Linked DNA regions of Homo sapiens: region 1 is linked to region 2. The links are chromatin loops, found by intact Hi-C in ENCODE. Cell type or tissue: testis. All regions are shown on one strand. Region 1 overlaps AHRR (aryl hydrocarbon receptor repressor). Region 2 overlaps AHRR (aryl hydrocarbon receptor repressor).

The links. Hi-C counts contacts between places; a loop is a spot of excess contacts. Peaks named below come from ENCODE experiments on the same cell type or tissue, not always from the same donor. Only the 100,000 strongest peaks of a DNase experiment are listed, where the experiment ranks them.
Region 1: a loop joins it to region 2, with 2.4 times the contacts of the local background. A loop is called at or near these places in 5 of 110 quality-filtered maps.

The regions. Positions count from the first base shown.
Region 1 is chr5:330,053-338,052 of GRCh38, reverse strand. All of the region lies in intron 1 of AHRR (aryl hydrocarbon receptor repressor), which reads right to left. The region is part of intron 3 of PDCD6-AHRR (PDCD6-AHRR readthrough (NMD candidate)); the gene reads right to left. Among named protein-coding and RNA genes, the nearest start is that of AHRR, 12 kb to the right of the region's middle. In testis, no CTCF peak of the experiment used is centred here; no DNase peak of the experiment used is centred here.
Region 2 is chr5:417,444-425,443 of GRCh38, reverse strand. It overlaps AHRR (aryl hydrocarbon receptor repressor), which reads right to left. Exons shown (of 11, transcript NM_001377236.1): 6 at 2,586-2,715; 7 at 1,467-1,603. It overlaps PDCD6-AHRR (PDCD6-AHRR readthrough (NMD candidate)), which reads right to left. Exons shown (of 13, transcript NR_165163.2): 8 at 2,586-2,715; 9 at 1,467-1,603. Among named protein-coding and RNA genes, the nearest start is that of EXOC3-AS1, 22 kb to the left of the region's middle. RefSeq lists an enhancer at 134-753. In testis, no CTCF peak of the experiment used is centred here; a DNase peak (open chromatin) is centred at 4,603; H3K4me3 peaks cover 1,774 bases.

The DNA.
Region 1 (8,000 bases), 87 kb after region 2:
GCTGTGCCAGCTACCTGTTTGTTGCCTGTAGGCTCCAGACTCTCCATCCTGCCTGATCTGCATTAATAAGCCGCAGTCTTTCAGCATTTCTTCCTATAGAGGGCATGATGTTGCACTGGCCTGAATACGGTCCTAGAGGAGCCCAGCAGGAAGAAGGAGCCTCTCCTGGTTCCAGTGCTTCCTATTTTTTCGTGTTCCTGCTCACCACTGCCATAGACAGGGCAACTCAGCAAACTTCTCTGCCCTCCAGGGGACGGAACCTACACCTCCTCCAATGAGGCCCGAGCCCCAGCTTTGGGAAGGGAGCCCCCTTCCAAGCGCACTCCTTAGGGGCCTCCCGCAGCCCCGGAGCACCATCCAGAGTTCTCCTCTCCCCTCCATAGCTGCATCACTGTTGCTATCTAGACTTCCTAACATTAAAGTTTCTCAATTCAAATAAAAAAAAATTTAAAATATAAAACGCCAACACAGTGAGACCTCATCTCTACAGAAAATAATTTTTAAAAATTAGCCAAGCATGGTGGCGCATGTCTGTAGTCTCAGCTACTCAGGAGACTAAGGCAGGAGTATCGCTTGAGCCTGGGAGGTCAAGGCTGCAGTGAGCCCAGATCACACCACTGCACTCCAGCCTGGGTGACAGAACAAGACCCTGTATGTATGTGTGTGTATATACATACACATAAAGAAAAACAGAGAGCTGATTTTTTAAAATCCACGTTTTAGACATACACATTAAAACACATATGAAATAAATGGCATGTTAGGGATTTGCTTCTCTATAAAGTGGGGAGGACAGTGGAGTCTAAGTGGGCTGGGGTTGGCAGGCTGGACTTTAAATGAAACTGGATCAGCCAATATTGATAGTTGATTACCTATGCTAGCTGATGAAAAAATTGAGCTCTTTGTATAATTTTCTCTATTTTTGTAAAATATTTCAAAAGTGCCATAATAAAATGTTTGGCTTTAAAAAAAAACATTAAAAAGAAAGAAACTGTGGCATAAGAATAGAGATACTAATTGATTATGACCAATGACCAATTGATTTTCCACAAGGGCACCAAGGCTGTTCAGCAGGGAAAGAACAATCTCTTCAACAAATGGTGTTGAGATAACTGGCCAGCCTGAGCAAGGTAGCAAGCAAGGCCTTGTCTCTAAGAGGAAAAAAAAACAAAGCCACACACCAAAGAATGAGGTTGGATCCCTACCTCACACAATATGAAAAAAATTAACCTAAAATTGACTAAAGACTTTAATGTAAGAGCTAAAAATATAACACTCCGAAGAATACATAAGAATTCATCTTTAATGGCTTTGATTGGATAATGACCTTAAATGTGGCAATGGATTCTTAGATTTGTCACAAAAAGCACGGGTAATAAGAGAAAAAAATTGATAAATTGGACTTCATCAAAACTAAAAATTTTTGTGTCACAAGACACTACCAAGAAAGTGAAGAGGCAACCCACAGAATGGCAATAAACATTTACAAATCATGTTATCTGATAAGGGTCTAGTGTCCAGCATAGACAAAGAACTCTTACAATTCAACAACAAAAAGACAACCCAATTTTAAAATGGGCAAAGGCTTTTTTTAAAAGGTGGTTGACTAGAAGCATTTCAAGCACACCTCATCCACTTAGAAGAACCAAAATAATGTGTCGATGATCACACTTTGAATCTATTTTCCAAGAGACAACATGGGAGTTCAGCAGGAAAGTGACAGGAAACAGCAAAACTTAGGAAGAAGGAAAACAGGCAGGATGTGTGGCCAAGAGTGGCTGGGAACTGGGAGTGACTCCCCAGTATGAGAGGGTGAGGGTGGGTCTTCCCGCAGTCCACTTTCCCACTGGAGAATCATGCAGTCCCTGACACAGGAGACTAAATCTGCATCGGATTTAGGGAGACTGAGAAGGAAGTGCTCCAGGAGGGAACATGCCCTGGGTCTCATACCCTTTCTGAAATTTAAGCAGCTAGAGCAAGACACCATTCTCCATCCTAGTTCTTAGCAGACGGTGCATGTTCCTGGTACAAGCAGTGCCAGTCCGAGGCATTAGGGAAACTTGGACTTGGACTGCTGCTTGCGGAACTGAGGTGTGAGAGTGGACCAGGACTAAGAGGCAAGTGTAGCATGGGCTGCAGCTCCCAGCACTGGAAGCAGGCACCACCCCCAGGACTTGAGCAAGATGAGAGTTGCCATGGGGGCCTGGTCTTGAGCTGTGCAGGGCCTACAGCCTGGAGCTGAGTTGCGGGCCAGGCACAAACTGCCAAGGCTGATGGATCAGCTTTTGTCTCCAACAGCCAGGATGGGGGAGCATGCCACATGGGGATTGGGGCATGAAAGGGATGCAGGTCTTCCATCCATGGCCAAGGCTCTGGCTGCTAGGACTGGCCCCACCCTCCCTGTGGCAGCTGCCCCTCATCCAGGCATTCTGCCATGGGCCCTGAAAATCACCCAGTGGCACCTGTCACAGTTGGTGCATGCACTCAGGGGGCTAGAGCAAGCTTGCCTGGTCCAGCTCTGCCCAGCATCCCCCTTCCCCAGCCTGCCCACAAGACAGAGTGTGGGATCCAGCGACCTGGAGGACCCACAACACAGTCCACCACCTGGGACACTGAGCCCTTCTCCCAGGGGACACCCTGCCACTACCACCTCAGCTGGCACCTACCTGCAAGTGCCAGCTGCTGGTCTGGAGGCTGGCCAGCACAGCCGATTGCAACCACTGCCAACACATGCACACAGAGCTTGGGACCCAAAAGTGCATCTCACCACCACTGCCACCACCATTGCCCACACCACTCTGGCTGCCCAAAAACTAGGAAGCCTGCTCACTCGCATGGTACACTGCTACTACAACTAGCTTCTGAGAAAGCCACCCAGAGGCCCAAGAATCAGCCTGCCTGGTACTGCCAACACAGGTGCCAGTGTGTGCCACCCTGGGGCACAAGGATAGACATGGTTAACCCACAGCTGCTACCACTGAAGCCTGAAGATGGGCCCACCCAGCATCCCAGTCCCCAGCACAACTTCACCACAGCCGCCACCAATAACTGCACCCTAACCAAGGAAGCCGCAGATACCACTAACACTGCTAATAGCCAAATAAAACATACAGAGGCTTCACTGCTGCATGCCTCAGAAGTAAATCCAAAGGGCCCTACCCAACCAACATCCCAGTCACATCTCCAGTAAAAGGTGCCCCCCAACAACAAAAGTAAACCCCAAAACAAGAAAAAGCAACTATTACACCAGATGTGCAGAAAGCAACATAAAGACACAAGAAACATGAAAAAGCAGGGTAATATGACAATCCCAGAGAAACACAATTCTCCAGCAGTAGATAAATCTCAACCAAAAGAAATCCTCAAAATCCCAGATAAAGAATTCAAAATATTGATTTTAAAGAAGTTCAATGAGATGTGTGAGGAATCTGAAAATCAATACAAAGAACTCAGAAGATTAATTCAGAATATGAATGAGATATTTACCAAGGAGATAGATACATTTTTTAAAAAAAACCAGAAATACAAAATACATTTGAAAGCTCCAACAATAGACTAGACCAAGCAGAAGAAAGAATTTCAGAACTTAAAAGACAGGCTTTTTGAAACTATCCAATCAAACAAAAACAAAGCAAAAAGAATGAGAAAGAATGAGCAAAGCCTGTGAGATACCTGGGACTACATACAGCGACTGAATTTACAAGTTATTGGTCTTCCTGAGGATGAAGAGATATTGAGAGGCTTAGAAAACCTATTTAATGAAGGAATATATGAAAACCTGCCAAGTTTAGCAAGAGATCTAAGCATCCAGACACAGGAGGCTCAGCAATCCCCAGGAAAACATCGTGCAAAAAAGACACTACCACAGTGCACCATGAATCAGTCCAAAGTCAAAGTGAAAGAGCAAATTCTAAAATCAAGAGAAAAGCATCTAGTCACCTATAAAGGAAACTTCATCAGACTAAGAGTGGAGTTCTCAGCAAAAACCTTGCAGGCCAGAAGAGAATAAGGTGACATATTCAAACTGCTGCAAGAAAAAAACTTTCGGCCAACAATTTGATATCCAGCAAGACTAACCTTCATAAATGAAGGAGAAATAAAGTCTTTCCCAGAAAAGCCGATCTGAGGGAATTCATCACCACTAGTCCCACAAGAACTGCTCAAGGAAGCCCTAACTTGGAAGTGAAAAGACGACATTCACCATTATGGAAACACACAAAAGTATATATAAAACTCACTCATAAAGCAATCACAGACGAAGAGAAAGGAATCAAATGGCACTGCTACAGAATTCAGCCAAACCACAATGACAAACAGCCAGAGGAAAAGAAAGAAACAAATAACTTATAAAACAACTAGGAAACAAATAACAATACAACAGGAATCAAACCTTACATACCAATATTAACCTTGAAGGTAAACAGGTTAACAGTCCGGTTTTTTGTTTTGTTTTTTTTGAGATGGAGTCTCACTCTGTCACCCAGGCTGGAGTGCAGTGGTGCAATCTCAGTTCACTGCAACCTCCGCCTCCCAGGTTCAAGTGACTCTCCTGCCCCAGCCTCCTGAGTAGCTAGAACTATAGCCCTCCACCACCACTCCTGGCTAATTTTTGTATTTTTAGTAGAGATGGGGTTTCACCATGTTGGCCAGGCTGATCTTGAACTCCTGACCTCAAGTGATCCACCTGCCTCTGCCTCCCAAAGTGCTGGGATTACAGGCGTAAGCTACCATGCCCAGGCAAATGTTCCACTTTAAAGACACTGATTGGCAGAATGGATTTTTAAAAGCATGATTCAACTATATGCTGCATACAAGAAACTCACTTTACCACTAAAGGCACACATAGGCTGGGCATTGTTCCTCAAGCCTGTAATCTCAGCACTTTGGGAGGTCAAGATGGGAGGATTGCTTGAGGCCAGGAGTTTGAGACCAGCCTAGGCAACATAGCGAGATCCTGTCTCTATTTTTTTAAAAAGACACATACAGATTGAAAGTAAAGGCGGGGGGTGGGGTGGGGAAATACATTCCACACAGACGGAAACCAAAAGCGAACAGCAGTAGCTATACTCATATCAGATAAAACAGACTTTACGCCAAAAACAGTAAAAAAAAAAAAAAAAAAAGACAAAGGTCATTTATTATATAATGATAAAGGGATCAATTAGGCAAGAGGATAAAACAATTCTACATACATATGCATCCAACATTGGTGCACCCAGATTTATAAAACAAATATTCCTAGAACTAAAGAGAGAGAGAGAGCAATACAGTAATAGTGGGGACTTCAACACACTACTCATGGCATTAGACAGATCAGCTAAATGGAAAATCAGCAAAGAAACATGGGATTTCAACTGGACTTTAGGCCTCCACATACATTTACATTATAGAATATTCTCCCCAACAACTGCAGAAGATACGTTCTTTTCATCAGCACATGGGACATTCTCCAAGACAGACCATATATTATGCCACAAAACAAGTATTGGCCAGGTGCAGTGGCTCACACCTGTAATCCCAGCACTTTGGGAGGCCGAGGCGGGTGGATCATGAGGTCAGGAGTTCGAGACCAGCCTGGCCAACATGGTGAAACACCATCTCTACTAAAAATACAAAAATTAGCTGGGCATGGTGGTGCACACCCGTAGTCCCAGCTACTCAGGAGGCTGAGGCAGGAGAATCACTTGAACCCAGGAGGCGGAGGTTGTGGTGAGCCGAGATCATGCCACTGCACTCCAGCCTGGGCAACAGAGTGAGACTCTGCCTTAAAAAAAAAAAAAAAAAAAAAAGTCTTAACAGATTTTTCTTTCTTCTTTTTTTCCTCTTCTTCCTCCTGCTTCTCCTCCTCTTCCTCTCAACAAATGTTTAAAAATTAAAATTATATTAAGTATCTTCTCAAACCACAGTGGAATAAAATCATAAATAAATACCAAGAGCAACTCTGGAAACTATACATACATGGAAATTAAACAATATGCTCCTGGGTCAACAAAGAGATTAAGATGGAAATTTAAAAATTGCTGAAACAAATGAAAATTAAACACGACATACTTTAAAAACCTATGGGATATAGCAAAAGCAGTGCTAAGAGGGAAGTTTATAGTGGTGGTCCCCAACCTTTTTGGCATCATGTACTGGTTTTGTGGAAGACAATTTTTCCACTGACTGCAGATGTCGGTAGGGATGGTTTTGGGATGAAACTGTTCCATCTCAGATTATTAGGCATTAGATTATCATAAGGAACGTGCAACCTAGATCCTTCGTAAGCACAGTTCACAATAGGGTTTGTGCTCCTATGAGAATCTAATGCTGCTGCTGATCTGACAGGAGGAAGAGCTCAGGTGGTAATGCTCACCCGTCCACCACTCACTCCTGCTGTTTGGCCTGGTTCCTAGCGAGCCATGGACAGGTACCGGTCCGAGGCCTGGGGGTTGAGGACCCCTGGTTTATAGTATTAAATGTCTATATCAAAAAAGTAGAAAGATTACAAGTTAACAATCTAATTATGTGCCTCAAAGAACTAGAAAAGCGAGAACAAACCAAACCAAAATTAGCAGAAGAAAAGAAATAACAAAGACCAGAGCAGTGCTAAACGAAATAGAGACTGCTAGACTAACAGAGAGAAGACCCAAATAAACAAAATCAGAAATGAAAAAGGAAAACACTAATACCACAGAAATACAAAAGATCATCAGAGACTATTATGAACAACTATATGCTCACAGATTAGAAAACCTAGAGGAAATGGATAAATTCCTGGAAACATACAATCTCCCAAGACTGAACCAGGAATAAATAGAAAACCTGAACAGATAAGTAATGAAAAGTGGGATTTAATCAGTAATTAAAAACCTCCCCCAAAAGAAAAGCTCACAACTGGCCAGGCGCAGTGGCTCACGCCTGTAATCCCAGCACTTTGGGAGGCCGAGGCGGGTGGATCACGTGGTCAAGAGATCAAGATCATCCTGGCCAACATGGTGAAAGCCCGTCTCTACTAAAAATACAAAAATTAGCTGGGCATGGTGGCACGCGCCTGTAGTCCCAGCTACTCGGGAGGCTGAGGCAGGAGAACGGCATGAACCCGGGAGGAGACGGAGCTTGCAGTGAGCCGAGATCACACCATTGCACTCCAGCCTGGGTGACAGACCGAGACTCTGTCTCAAAAAAAAAAAAAAAAAAAAAATGCTGAATTATACCAAACATGCAAAAAAAGAACTAAGACCAATCTTCCTGAAACTGTTCCAAAAAATTGAGTAGGAGAGAATGCTCCCTAACTCATTCTAGAAGGCCCATATCACGCAGATACCAAAATCAGACAAAGACACAACAGAAAAAGAAAACTACAGACCAATATCCCTGATGAACATAGACTCAAAAATCCTCCGCGGCGCACAGTGGCTCACACTGTAATCCCACTTTGGGAGGCCAAGGCAGGTGGATCACTTGAGGCCAGGAATTTGAGGCCAGCCTGCCCAACACGGCAAAATGCTGTCTCTACTAAAAATGCAAAAATTATCAGGGCATGGTGGTGTGCACCTGTAAGCCTAGCTACTCGGGAGGCTGAGGCATGAGAATTGCTTGAACTTAGGAGGCAGAGGTTACAGTGAGCCAAGATGGTGCCACTGTAGTCCAGCCTGGGTGACAGAGTGAGACCCTGTCTCAAAAAAAATCTTCAACAAAATATTAACTAACTGAATCCAACAGCCCATCAGAAAGATAATATACCACAATCAAGTAGGCTTTGTATCAGGGATACAAGGATGGTTCAACATATGCAAATTAATAAATGTAATACATCACATAAACAGAATCAAGGACAAAAACCATACGATCAACTCAATAGATGCAGAAAATGCCTTTAATAAATTTCAGATCCCTTAATGATAAAAATCCTCAAAAAACTAGGCACAGAAGGAACATACCACAAAATAATAAAGGCTATTTATTACAGACCCACAGCTAACATCATACTGAATGAGGAAAAGTTGAAAGCATTTCCC
Region 2 (8,000 bases):
CAGGAGGCTGAGGCAGGAGAATGGCGTGAACCCAGGAGGCGGAGCTTGCAGTGAGCCGAGATTGCACCAGGCACTCCAGCCTGGGTGACAGAGCGAGACTCCATCAAAAATAAATAAATAAATAAATAAAACTTTATTGTCCCTAGCTACCTAAATGAAAGATGTGCCCTGGGGCGTGTGCGTGGCAACAGATCTGGGGCCTGTGGAGAGCTGGTCCTTCCACCAGGCACCCAGTGGGTGGGAAAGACACAGAAACAGGCAGACCCACAGGTACCTCTGCCATGGGGACCGTCTGCACCCAAGGTCCCCAGGAGGTCATGGGTCCACAAATGGGTGGAAAGCTGAGCCCAGGGGGCCTGCCCAGCTACAGTGCTGGAGTCAGAGGGCCTTGTGGGGTGCTGGGGTCTGAGGGCCTTGTGGCATTGAATTGCAGCCAGGAGACAGCAAGGGCCACCACTGGGGCTCTGAGGGGCCATGACCCAGGGCTGACTGTGCTGTGGCCAGGGGGACCACAGTGCCTGGAGGGTCTGCAAGGTGGGCAGGGCTCTGGGACAGGGTGGGAGGCCTTTGCCCTGACATGTCCGATGGGGAGGAGTTCTCTGATTCAATGAGGAGCTGGAAGAAGAAATGGTCAAATAGCAGAAGTGAAAACCCCAAGTATCTGTTTGCAAGAGAAGAGGGTGAAACCAAAAAGCTCAGCAGATGCCATGGGCTCAGCCACTCACGCCAGCCACAGCCAGAGGCTCTCCCAGTTTGCCAGCCCTTGGCAGATGTGGGGCACATTTTAAAAAATATTTTAATAAGTTTTAAATAAAGGTACAACTAGAGTATAAACCTACTGCAGAGTTTTACATTCTCATCGACCTGGCTTGTCCACCACAGCAGGCCTCACGGTTGACTCATCACGCATGCCCAGAGGCGTCACAGCCCCACACCATCGCCGGGTGCACAGAGCTCAGTGCCCAGCCCTCTCCCACCCACCAGAGACACATGGGTTAACACCCCCATACCATCACAGGGTGCACAGAGCTCAGCACCGGCCCTCGCCCCCCCACCAGGGACACATGGGTTAACACCCCCACACCATCACAGGGTGCACAGAGCTCAGTGCCCAGCCCTCTCCCACCCACCAGAGACACGTGGGTTAAAGCCCCCACACCATCACAGGGTGCACAGAGCTCAGCACCGGCCCTCGCCCCCCCACCAGAGACACATGGGTTAACACCCCCACACCATCACAGGGTGCACAGAGCTCAGTGCCCAGCCCTCTCCCACCCACCAGAGACACATGGGTTAACACCCCCACACCATCACAGGGTACACAGAGCTCAGCACCGGCCCCCGTCCCTCCACCAGGGACATGTGGTTTAACGCCCCCACCCCCTCTTGCCCTCTGTTTCCTTCCACACCAGGGTAGAATGCATCCCAGATGTCGGGAGCCCCCTGCCAGGGACCCACGCACTCACCAGGAAGCCCGAGGTGCTGTCCAGCAGGCAGCGCACACGGCAGATGAAGCAGCGGGTCAGGAAGGCCGAGTACTCGGTGGGCGTGCCTGTGCCCCACTCCTGGGCCCTGAGCAGCCTCCCCAGGATAGCATCATCTCCTGCAGACCATAGGGGCCAAGGGGCGTGGCGGTGGGAGAAGCCAAAACACACGTGTCACACGCACAACCACGCCCACGGCTCTCACGCGCCAGGTCATGTAAACCCTATCACTGTGCCATCCTCCCGCCCCCAGCATCCCTCTAGATGTCACTCAAATTTTGCCTTCATCATCCTTTGCCTTTAAAAACATCGTTTTTAGTACATGTGCATGCATGACGATGGACCAATGGTTTCATCTTGCTTGTTTTTAGCTTTACAGAAGGGTCTTGCATGTAGGTGCCTGGGCTTTGCTGTTTTAAGGTCAATCATACTGTCATGGTGGAAACTTTCCGTGAATTATTTCAGGCTTCTGCGGATACGTGCGAGAGAACCCAGGAGCCACCCTCTGCACAGGACCGCGGGCAGGTGTCGCCTCTCCTCAGAGCCCAGATGCAACTGTCCCAGCACAGCCCCCGCCTGTCATTGCCTGTCAAGGAGCTCCACACCTGCCAGGCTTATCTCATCAGTCAGCGCCACAGGGAGGTTGAGAGCAAGCCCTGTGCAGGGGTCTTCTGTGAAAAGGGGCAACCAACTCTGAATGGCAACAATCTTTCAGGGACTTTTATTGGATAACTCTAGTATGAAGCAAACTGTATGAAACTTCCTGGCAGACGTGAGACTTGAGGGGAGTTTGCAAAACAAGAGGCCAGGACTGCAGCTCGTGGTGAGGTGACAAGAATGGCGGTGACCTCAAGCCTGGCAGAGCCCAGGAAAGCAACCAGGAGTGAAGCACACTCGAGCCACACGGAGCTGTGGCAGCCGAATCAGAGGACAGGGAGGGACATGGGAGGAGGCCTCTGAAGAAAGGTGAGATTTGGCGCTAAGGTCAATGTGTAAGGCAAAGCACACCAAGAAGGTGCGACAGGGTCATTTCCAGAGGCAGCGATGTGTTATGGGACCTGCTTTAGGTTTTGCTGACTCACTTGGACCCCAGACACCCACCTGTCTCCAAGGGCGGGGGCTGCCCAAACACCACCTGGGGAGGGTCCATGGCCCAGTGGAGCTGCCGGCAGAAGTCCTGGCGGTCGTCCACGTGGATGTAGTCATAAATGTTCTGGTGCATTACATCCGTCTGAAATAGCGCAACAAGATTATTTCAGCCTTACCCCAAGTGGCTTTAGACACTTTATTCCACCGACGAGTAACCGAAAAATTTCCACTCCACTTGTCAAAGCAAGTCACAGCCACAGGGAGAGAATCCCACCGAAGAGACGGCGCTTGGCCCCGGTTCCCCACTCCCTCCTGAGAAGATGTCTAAGTTGCCTGGAGCACCCGCCCACCCGTCTGCCCGCCAAGTGGTGCCCACATCCAGCCTTTCGGGGCAAGCGGGAGGCTAAGAGACGGGCATCTTCTGGGCCGCAGACACTCTGGGGCCAAGACATCCACTTTCCTGTCGACTTGGACTCTTTGTGACTCGGTTTCCCATCACTTCACATCTTATGGCCTGTGATTTCCTTCTTCCTGACACCCAGGCCTCAACCTTCACCCACTTTCACGATGCCTCAAGGACCTGCCAGTTCACAGGCCTCTCTCTAGTCCTCTCTCCTTCCACCTGCTCAGAAGCTAATCTGGGCCCTGACACAGAGGCTGACCCTCACAGGCACCCAGGGTCCATGTCTGGCGACAGAGGCTGACACTGCGGGCCACGAAGACTGACTTCAAGGGGTACTCAGCTGTCACCACTGCCAGTGAGCGTGTCGGCGCCTGAGGAAGGCCGGCCATCCCACCGTCCTCTCCCTTCTCCTAACTGAAGAAAGTCAGGCATCTGCACCTGGAGCCTGGCCCGCCACCCGCCAGCCCCGAATAATTAACCGTGCCAGGGACTGCTAGAACCTTAGGACTCTTTCTGGGTGACCTAATTCTAAATGGCATTTATTATCGTGATAATAACCAAGTGGTTCTTCCTAACTGGAGGAGGAGCTCCTTAAGAGTCAAGACTTCAGAGGAATGTAACTAACAAACTCACCCTAAAGGGACGAGCATCTTCAAGCAACCCAATGGCAAGGACCTGCGGGGCTCCCCGAACAAGATGAGACACAGCCTCAGGAGAGCAGAAGGAGGAGGTGGCCCTCACTAAAGGGGCTGGACTCTGTCTGTGCCTCCGCAGTTCCCTTCTGTGAATGCGCTGTCACAGAAAGCGGTGAACAGAGGAACAGAGACCCCTCGAGGTGAAAAGGGCGGCGCCAGCATCCCCGCGGTGCACTCCTCCGCGGCTCTGCCATGGTGCCTTCCTAAGGACTTGTAACTGGAGGGTAACCTAGGCCAAAATGCGCCCAATCACGAACACACCGTTGGGTGAGTCACCTTCAAGAAAACACCCCGCGGGACCCCACCCAGATGAGGCCACAGGGCATCGCCGGCACCCGCGAGGCTGCTTCTGCCTGTGCCTCTGAGTCCGGGCCGCCCTCCGTGTGGGGGCTGGTACTGTGCGCGGACTCCACGTGGAGGGATGATACCCACCGGCATCCCCCTGCCCCGCATCGCGACCGTGGGGGCACCTGCAGCGCAACAGCCTCGCCCGTTCCGTGCCTGCACACGGCATCCGCTCCGTGGCTGAACCGCGGGGTGGGCGTTGCCGACGAGGAGGCCGCTGGGTCCGCAAGGGCCTCCTGCCCGGCACCAGCCGGGCGCCAGAGCGGCCTCCCAGGCGGGGCGGCTCCTCTTCCAGTTAAGGCGCGAACGCTCCAGCCGCTGCACCTTCTGGCCAATGTTTGTCCTTTTCCCTCTTTATCTTTTAGTCGCTGCGGTGGATAGGCCACGTTTCTTGCTATGGTTTCAACTTTCCACCTCCTGAACCATAAGAAGAACCATCGTGTATATTTTGGCTGTTCAGCGGTGCCAGCGTATGTGCGCCTGTGTGGGTGGGTGGCTGCGTGTGCGTGCCTGGATGCGTGCGTGCTGCGTGCGTGGGTCTGTGCGTGCTGCGTGGGTGGGTGGCTGCGTGCGTGGGTCTGTGCGTGCTGCGTGGGTGGGTGGCTGCGTGGGTGGGTGGCTGCGTGGCTGCGTGCGTGCAGCGCGGAGGTGTCTCTTTCTGGAATCCCCACTGAGCCGTCCAGCTGCCTTGCCCAGTCCCTTCTGGGCCGCCTTCCATGCAAGGTGTCCCCGCTGCCATCCCGCCCTCCTGGTGGACACCACAAGGCCCAACCCTTCCATCCTCTCCACATGGGGAAGGCTTTTGTCCTGAGAAATGTTTCCTCATGGGTCTAGCTCTGCCCTGTTATCTTCTGGAAACTTCCATCATGCCCTGAAGCTGTCTGTGGTGTGAGCCAGGACTCAAGACTGGCTTCCTCCTGCAGGGAAGCAGCTTGCCCAGCATCTGCAGGCCCCACCTCCGTTCAACTGCAAAGGCCCCCCAGCTAGTGTTTGGTGAGCAGTGGGGGGTCACTCCTCCTTTGCTCGGGGAGTCCGCACTCCTCCCAGCCTGGGGCTCCTTCTTTCTCCCTTGACTTCCTGTTGCCAGGGGATTGTCTTCGTTGGGCTCTGTTAATTCAGGGGCTAGTAAGGAATGCTGGGTTTAGGCTTCCATCCCATCCTGTTCTATGAAAACAGGTTTTCCCAAATCCAGGACTTCACAGCTCTCTTACCAAGTAGCCAACGGCTCCTCCTTCAGTGTTCACTCTGGATACTGGAACATTTCGCAATCAAAACCCCCTTCTCCTCCAGGAACTGCACGGTTCTGCCGCTCTATGGCGGCAGCCTCAGGGCCCGTCAGAGGGAAGCTTAGCTGAATAACTACCGTGGCGTCACCTCGTGTTTCCAAAGGGTCTCCAGGCTGAAGGATGCAGCGTGTGAGAAGTTTAACAAATGCACATCCACATCCCGATGGCCAGAAAAGGGGATCCACAAGGAACCTTTCGGAGTTCTTATTCTAAACCACTCTACCTCCCAATTCCACATCTTAAAATCCACTTTACACCCTGGCACACATAACACAAAACCAAGGAAACAAAGACCCAGAAACCTGGGTCTTCCCCCTTCTAAATTAGAGACCTTATGACATTTGTTTCACAGCTTATGGAAAATGGTGTGGGGACACTTCCGGTAAACAGGGGTTGGCAACAAACAGAAATACCAACCCCATCAGCTCTTATGGGCCGGCCTGTTGGTCCCTGTGCAGTAAGAGCCGGGCACCATGGAGGGCCCCGGCTTTGCCAGGACAATGGGAAATATGGCTCCAAACACTCCTGTGCGAGCTCTTGACACGTTTTAGGGCCAGTTTTTTAGAAGTGAAACGCAGAGGAACCAGCATCCAGAGGCAAGCAACATTCCCCTTACACTTGCTGCCATCCCTAATTTCTTCATTTATAAATGTTGCTTAAAAGACTAAAACTCTCAGCCGGGCACAGTGGTTCACGCCTGTAATCCCAGCACTTTAGGAGGCCAAGGCGGGCAGATCACTTGAGGTTGGGAGTTTGAGATCAGCCTGGCTTCAACATGGTGAAGCCCCGTCTCTTCTAAAAATACAAAATTTAGCCAGGCTTGGTGGCACACACCTGTAATCTCAGCTACTCAGGAGGCTGAGGCAGGAGACTTGCTTGAACCCAGGAGGCAGAGGTTGCAGTGAGCCGAGATTGTGCCACTGCACTCCAGCCTGGACAACAGAGCAAGACTGTCTCAAAAAAAAAAAAAAAATCCCATTCCTTTTAAAAAATAGATTCTTGCCCTCAGCCCCAACGACCACAGGCAAAGACTTATTTCCCAATAGAAGAGAGAGACTCCTTCAGCTTTGTGGTCACGGTCAGGATGAGGCATACAAGGTCATCTGCACCCATGGTCACATGGCCAGCAGCTGCTGCTTCACCTGGAGCCCTCACTCCCCGCATCTAGGGAATCTGGCTTTGTCACTGTAATGCCTGGTGCCCCCAGTCAGGCGGTCCTGGGACTTCTCCAACTCACCAGTCACCAAGACCTGCGCTTGCGCCAGAGGCACATGGCAGTGCTGGAGGCCTGGGTGCACCTGCTGCATGGGCACCCGGCTGTCCTCACAGTAGCTGGTGCTGCGCCAGATCATGAGGCCCTGCATCTTCTGGAGCTCTCTCTCTCCAGTTCTTCAGCATGGAGTCTGCCGCCTCCTGCGCCAGAGCAGCTGCAGTCCCGCCCTGCTGACCTACACCAAAATGGCCCTCGCATGAGTTTCCACAGGCAACCCTGAGCTTTGTAGACCCCTGGAAGGTGACCCCCACCCCAAGTGCCCTCCCTGAGCAGCCGCAGGCCTCCCCGAGTGCCTCATCCATCATCTCCAACCCCGCAGTCAGGTAACAAAAGGGAATCAACAGGCGAGAAAGGGTCTGCTGCTGAACCGAGGCCAGATGGCACATGTGGAGGAGGGTGCAGGAGAGCTGGAAAGACTTCTCCAACTGAGGCAAATCTGAAGACAGGGTGAGATGTAAGTCCTGTTTGGGTTGAGGGAACAAAGTTCTGTGTTTTAATCATCAGTGTGGCATGTCTGCCCTAAGTCTTTCTTAATCTTTTAAAGTCTAATTCCTACAAAGTGACATCAAGAGACATGGTGGGAGAAATGGGAGGGGGAGAGCATGATGTTAAAATTATCCAAACCGTACAAAAACAAACCCTCCTTTCGTCAACTAAAGACAGTCTTTACTTTAGTTTTACACTACCACTTAGGGAGTTTAGAATAAAATCATTTCCAATTTCAATATGCTGCTCACTCTAGCAGCTAACATTTTTACCTTTTTGTGCAAAAGCTTGCACACATCTGCTAACCATGCCTGTGGGATTCTAACTGCTCTGATCGACGAGCTCTAATCTTTGAGAGAACGAACAACTTATTGAATCAACAAATGTCAATGGCAACTAAAATATACGCCTAAAGCCGTTTATTCATCACTAAGCATGCTGAGCTTGAAGACACTGAAATCATGCACTCATGCTGTGACTGGGAATAATTGGTTCCTGACTTTTTGTAAAGCATTTTGCACAATAAGCTCACACAAGCACAAAGCTGCTCTAATTTTTTCATGAGATATTTTGCATAAACTAGAGGCAATGCCTGATTTAATGGCATTTGGAACCAATTTCCTCATAATCAAGGCAAAACTTTTTTTTTTTAACTTCTCATGCTTGGGGAAAAATGACCAAGTGCCAAGAAAACAAAAAGTCCAATTAGCAAGTTCTGACCTGGAATCAAAGCTGCTCTGCACAGCACCTGCCCCAGTCCCCAAAGCCAAACCCTGGGGTGAGACCATCGAGCCATGGCTAAAGGCAGCGGCTCTGGGTGCATCTGGAGAACTCAGGGCAGCTCAAGATGCAGTAACTAGAGTTGACAGTGATTCTGAGCATGCAGAAGGCAGACCAAGCGGCCTTCTCTAGACTCGGGCCCTGCACATACAGACCAAG